Regions from separate parts of the Homo sapiens genome. Here region 2 is linked to region 1. Evidence: chromatin contacts called from ENCODE Hi-C or POLR2A ChIA-PET data. All regions are on one chromosome and are shown on one strand. Each heading gives the region's core, a stretch centred on a gene start or an enhancer-like site at or near the end of the contact. The rest is flanking DNA. Distances are from core to core; before and after follow the strand shown. Region 1 holds the start of RPAP3-DT (RPAP3 divergent transcript). Region 2 overlaps PCED1B (PC-esterase domain containing 1B).

Region 1 (2,723 bases), core at 137-2,636:
TATTCACTAAGCTACTTCTGATTATTGTATGGTTTGAGAGAGAAAAAGAGAGAGAAAAGCAGGGTCACCTAAGGGTCTATGAGGTTTTACTAGAGCAGCCAGCTAGCCCCCTTATCTCTCTTCTCAATCAACTCTGTCAGAATTAATAAAACAAATGTGGTTGCTTTTGTTAAAAACACCAGTAAATCAATATTTGCTTTTAAATACTTAATAAAAAAATTATTAAAAGTCAGTTCTCTATCTCCCTAATACAACCAAAGAATCATTTCATTAGTAAATATTTTGACGTACACTTAATGATTTGACTACTATGATTTTAAAATATAAAGATACCAATAATTAAGCAATGGGAAGGATGTGCTAATGATATGACCTTGTAAGACAGCACTCCAGCCTAGTTCTTCATTGATCAGCGCCTGGGTTAGTGGCTTCCAGCTTCAAATGCACAGCCGTATCCTATGCTTTAAAAAATTCTGATTGGCTTCACTCAAGACTAGTTACATCAGAATCTCTGGGATAGGACACAGAAATCAGTATACACACACACACACACACACACACACACACACACACACACACAGACACAAACACACACACACACACACGTGTATATGTATATACTCCCTAAGTGATTCCAAAGCTCAGTCAAGACTGAGAACCACCGATCTGGATTTTGAGGATATTTGAGGTTACAGTCCTGTTTTAAATGGAAAGTTTCATTTGTTTGTGTTTGCTTCTGTGGACTTCTGCAATTATTTTTGTTTTGCTTTCGTTTAAGAGTTGTCATTGCAACGAAGACTCCCTCACACGGGAAGCAGAAGCAAAAAGTGTTAAAAGTTTCGTTCTTTTTTCTCTGTAAGCCAGAGCATATCTAAAGACAGATTGTAACACTGGCACATGTCAAAGAAAGACTCAGAGATAGATTCACTTAGAAAAGGGGTTTACTTGCAAAAGATGCGAGGAGTTAGACGGAAGGACTAGTTTGCCAACCAGTACTTAAAGGGAAAAAAAAATCCCCTAAAATTACCAGGATTACCGGTTGACAGTAGTCTGTTCATGGTGGAAAAACAGTAACTTTCTCACATGGTTATTATACTCACAAAGGTCAGACAAATTAATGTCACAAAGGTCAGAGATTAGCAAGGTAAATATTAGGGATTAAACTGTTTAAGGGAGTCCAGGGAAATATTCAAGGTTTTATTGTTTTGGAGATCAGAAAATCAGGATGATCCTGCAGTTTTTGGGTTATCTCCTTTTAAGCTTAGTCATATTGGAAGCAGGCAGAAGGCTCAGATATTGCTTTTACATACCCTCAAGCCACCAAGCTGGTTCCATCCTGAGAAGGAAGTCACGAAGCTGACTTCTGCGCGCGCTCAAGCCCAGGCTAAAGGGGGCGGGGCGAGGCCGCGGGGGCTTGTGGGGAAGCGCAGGAGGCGGGGCTTTGCGTGAGTCACTGCCGGGCTCGGCGTGAGTCGCTGCGGGGCTGACGGGGTGGCAGTGCGGCGGGTTACGGCCTGGTCAGGTGAGCGGGCGTTGCGGTTCTCGCTGCCCGGAGCAGCGTAGGAGATCCTTGGGGTGGCCGGTGGGAGGAGGGGTAGCGGTTATGGGTACCGGTGAGGCGGGGCGGGCCGGGGCTGGCGGTGGAGGCGCGCGTTGAGGCGGCGCGTCGGTGTCCAGGGCAGCGGCGTCTCGGGTCGCGCGTTCCCGGAGGGGCTCGCCCCCGCAACCCGGGCCTGCGCGCTCTGCTTTGCAGGCGGACCCTCCACCCTGCTGCGATTTTGCAGTGCTCGGGAAGGCAGAGCCGCCCTCCCGCAAAGACCGAGGTGGGGCCCGCCCCCTTGCGGCGTGGGTGTGCGGTGTTCGCCGGGACAGCGGGTGTGAAAGTGATACCCCCAGCGCTGGAAGTTTTTGATTGCTGGCTCGCACCCCCGCCCCATCGCAGGGTCCCTGGGAGAGTTTTTGGGCCTGCTCGAGCAGCAGCGGTGATGGGTGAAATGGAAAAGCATCTAACCCCCGTCAGCATCTCACTGACTTGTTGCGCTTTTATTCATTTATTTGAGTTCCCAACAAAGCGTTGTACTAGTTTTGTTTTTGAATGAGTTGTGCATATATGGTCAAACATGGACACTGCCTGAAAGAAGCTTAAACCTAATTTAGTTGTTGAGGCTACGAGTCAGAAGACCTATCTGCATCTGCAACTGTCCCTTCTTAGTGAGGTATTTTTCACTGTCCTAAACAAATGTTTTTCTAATTCCGTCTCTCTCCCTCCCACCTTACTTCTCTTCCCTCCGCCTAAAGCTTTGACTCTTCTCCTACCTTTTTGGAGATTTTGCCCCATCACTCATCCTTTTTCCTGTATCTTTTACTTTGTTGCTTTTTCCCCAGACTATGCTCAAGAACAAGTCTTATATTATCAAAGGCAAATGTACTGTAATCTCCATATAATCTCATTTACGTAACTCATTTCATTCCCCCCCCTCCTTTTTTTTTGGTCCCAGGCTGGAGTGTAGTGGGCCCGTCACCGCCCACTGTGGCCTCGATCTCCCGATCCTCCCACCTCAGCCTCCTGAGTAGCTGGAACTATAGGCACCCTCCACCACGCCTGGCTAATTTTTGTGTTTTTAGTAGAGATGGGGATCTCGAAGTGTTGCCCAGGCTGATCTAGGAACTCCTGAGCCCAAGCTATTCCCCCTGCCCCCCAACCTCTGCCTCCCAAAGTGCCG
Region 2 (2,936 bases), core at 329-2,828, 510 kb after region 1:
TCTGAACACAACAATGCCATTTACTCTCGAATTTAGCCACACGGCACCTTTCTCTTCCTCATTAAAACCCTGGCCACATATTGCTGCTTCTGCCATCTAAGGTCTGTTCTTTAAATAGCACATGGAACTCCGACCGGTATGACCTTTCTTGTTGGCAGGTCATCTGAGGATATTAACTGGAGTACTTTGTCCCACAGTTCCCAGAAGAGCAGGAGACCTCAATATTCTAAGAAGCTTCACTGTTGAAAGTCTAAGTAGTTTGCCAAAAATGATTGATTTTCTTTACACTAAGGAAATTTCTCTTGTGTTTGCAATAAGTAGCTATCAAAGGGACATTTGTGGTTCTAAATTAGTTCCAGTACCTGTAAAGAGACCCATCCCAGCAAGGTGCGGTGGCTCACGCCTGTAATCCCAGCACTTTGGAAGGCCTAGGCAGGTGGATCACGAGGTCAGGAGTTCGAGACCAGCCTGACCAACATGGTGAAAGCCCATCTCTATTAAAAATACAAAAATTAGCTGGGCGTGGTGCTGCGCGCCTGTAATCCCAGCTATTCAGGAGGCTGAGGCAGGAGAATCACTTGAACCCAGCAGGTGGAGGTTGCAGTGAGCTGAGATCGTGCCACTGCACTCCAGCCTGGGCGACAGAGTGAGACTCCATCTCAAAATAAAAAAAGACCTATTCCTGAGAGGAGGCAGGCAGTGGGGAGACAGATGTGTTTCAGGAGCATGGAGGGAAGTTATCTGAAAAATGCTGGCTGCAAAGGGCAAGCGGCCACTCCTGCAAGGAGGTCTCAACACAGTATGACCAAGGGCCCTGCAGGTGGCAGAGCACAGCAAAAGCACAGCAAGAGCATGTGGTATTTATTCAAAGCCAAGGGAGGTAGGCAGGAAACCAGAATGCAGCTTAGTGAGGGCAAGAGCAAGGCAGGGCCCCAGCCCCAGCAAGACTGAGCAATGAAATGGCTTTAAAATAACAACAATCTGCAGTTATCAAAACTGGGGCCAAAATGGCAGACACCCTGAAATAAACTGGTGAAATGCAATCTTAAAACAGATGAACAGCAAATGAGCTAGAATCTTGGAGACTATTTGGTTGCCTCATATGATTTATAGGACTGGAGCAATGTTGCTGATCCTTATACTGAAATTTATGTCACGGGGAGAAAATATAATTCTAACTTACTAGAGAACCATGATTGAAGCTACTCAGGGCTGAGTGGGCAGAAGTATATCTTTGTCTCTGAGGGAAATTGTAAGACTTGCTTGTAGTTTATAAAAGTCATCCATAATTTTTAATCTTTTGTTTTGGGGGTCAGCCAAAATCCTACACCCTAACTATTGTAATCCAGGCGAGTGAAGGCAGTAATCTGAATTACCATGGTGATTGAGGGTTGGGGAGAAGGTGATGGGCTGAAACAATGACTGGAGTGGAAAGGGGGAAGGGGGCAGGAATTCAGGAATTGTGAGCAGGGAATTATTATAAAGAATGGTTCCCTGGTTTCTGCATTGGCTTGAACAACTCTGAGTGGACAGTGATGCTCATAGGAAGTGGGGACGGTCAGATGCCGGAATGCAAAATCCGGTCTCACTTTGTACTTCCTGTGTGAACCTGAGTCAGTTACTCAACCTCTCTGAGGATACAACAAATTTGAGAGTTCATATTTTGGTACATATGAGAGTCTATTAATTGTTAAGCCCTACAGTAAGTGATGAGAGTAATAAGACAAATAGAATACAGCTCTTGAATTCATTTTTTGCAGTCAGCTAGGAGAGACATGCAAAAACAATTAGCAAAATACAATGGGAGAAGCGCTAAAATATCTGTGTGCATAAAGCATTCAGTAAGCCCAGAATAATGTACTCTGCTTGCAAATATGGGGATAAGGAAGGTCTCATGTAGACGTGAGGAAAGAAGAATGGACATTGGAGCTAGGCTTGAATGAATAGTTTCACCAAAATACATTTTCTTTGTGATCTTAGACAAATTAATCTCTCCGAGCCTTAGTTTCCTCAGTTGGGGTTAATGATAGTACTTGTCTCAAGGAATGATGGTTAAATGAAATAATGCATGAAAAATCCTCAGCACAGTGCCTGTTACACAGCAAGAACTCCATGAATGTTTGCTATTTTTATTACCATTATTGCTATGGAGAGCCCTGGGAGTCAGTCAGCTCTGATGGACTCAATGATGTATCAAAGTCACAGCTAGTTAGTACCAGAGACTGGACCAGGATCCAGGCTGCCACTTTTATTCTCTAAAATGAAAGGAGAGCTCTGCCCTCGTCCAATTCCACTTTTTCCACTGAAGATTAAATTGGATTCTTTTATGTAAAGTGGACTCTCCAAGTGACTTTTCCCAAAGGAAAGTTTTGAATGAAATCATTTACCATTTGAATGAGCTCATATCCAAAAGGAGCACCCATTTGGATAGAGCCGATCAGTCTGCAGTATATACAATTTCACTTTGCTTACTGGTCATCTCCATTTTTTTTCCAGGCTACATATTTTTCTTATTTCAGCCTTCTAAACTCCCTGTTCTCTGCAGCCTATTTAATTGACTTTCATATCAAAGGAAAGTGAAAGCAAAAATAGGTTTTACTTATAATCAACATGCATTTACTGTTTGTCGTGATTTAGAAGCTCTTTGCTGGCACTATGGAAAGAGGCAAAAAAAAAAAAACAAAAAAAAAAAGCGTAGCCTCCATTTTTGAAATAGTTAAAGCAAGCCAGATCCACATAAAATAAGAAAACAGTAATTCTAGAACAATGTATAGATATTCTACAGTGATACGGGGTGGATTGAATACATTTATACAAAGGAGGCAAATTAAATTGGTGTTCTATTGAGTTGGAGTTAATGAGGATGTACAGAGAGAAAACAGTCAATCATTTCTGTGGCAAGCGCCATGTTAGGTGCTCCTATAGAGTATCTAAAG

Evidence for each region. Hi-C counts contacts between places; a loop is a spot of excess contacts on that map. ChIA-PET counts read pairs that join two places held with the same protein, here RNA polymerase II (POLR2A). Pooled maps may share reads with other maps.
Region 2: a loop to region 1 is called in a map of CD8-positive, alpha-beta T cell, with 4 times the contacts of the local background. The contact joins the enhancer-like site here to the promoter of RPAP3-DT in region 1. A Hi-C loop is called at or near these places in 5 of 168 maps with a recorded cell type or tissue (B cell, CD8-positive, alpha-beta T cell, naive thymus-derived CD4-positive, alpha-beta T cell and 1 more), 1 of 37 single-sample maps with no recorded cell type and 6 of 50 pooled maps. POLR2A ChIA-PET finds 5 or more read pairs at or near these places in 2 of 52 experiments (H1 and activated CD4-positive, alpha-beta memory T cell).

The regions. Positions count from the first base shown.
Region 1 is chr12:47,704,751-47,707,473 of GRCh38, reverse strand. RPAP3-DT (RPAP3 divergent transcript) reads right to left here and starts at 1,386. Exons shown (of 4, transcript NR_183480.1): 1 at 1,311-1,386. RPAP3 (RNA polymerase II associated protein 3) reads left to right here and starts at 1,444. Exons shown (of 17, transcript NM_024604.3): 1 at 1,444-1,522. RefSeq lists enhancers at 1,133-1,282, 1,214-1,508, 1,229-1,728, 1,729-2,230 and silencers at 1,423-1,502, 1,573-1,862, 1,893-1,982.
Region 2 is chr12:47,191,918-47,194,853 of GRCh38, reverse strand. All of the region lies in intron 2 of PCED1B (PC-esterase domain containing 1B), which reads right to left. Among named protein-coding and RNA genes, the nearest start is that of MIR4698, 5.6 kb to the right of the region's middle. Within about 2 kb of position 1,578, at least 4 of the 41 ENCODE cell types and tissues checked have a DNase peak (open chromatin) inside an H3K27ac peak, as active enhancers do; they include B cell, CD8-positive, alpha-beta T cell and natural killer cell, where a contact is called at or near this core.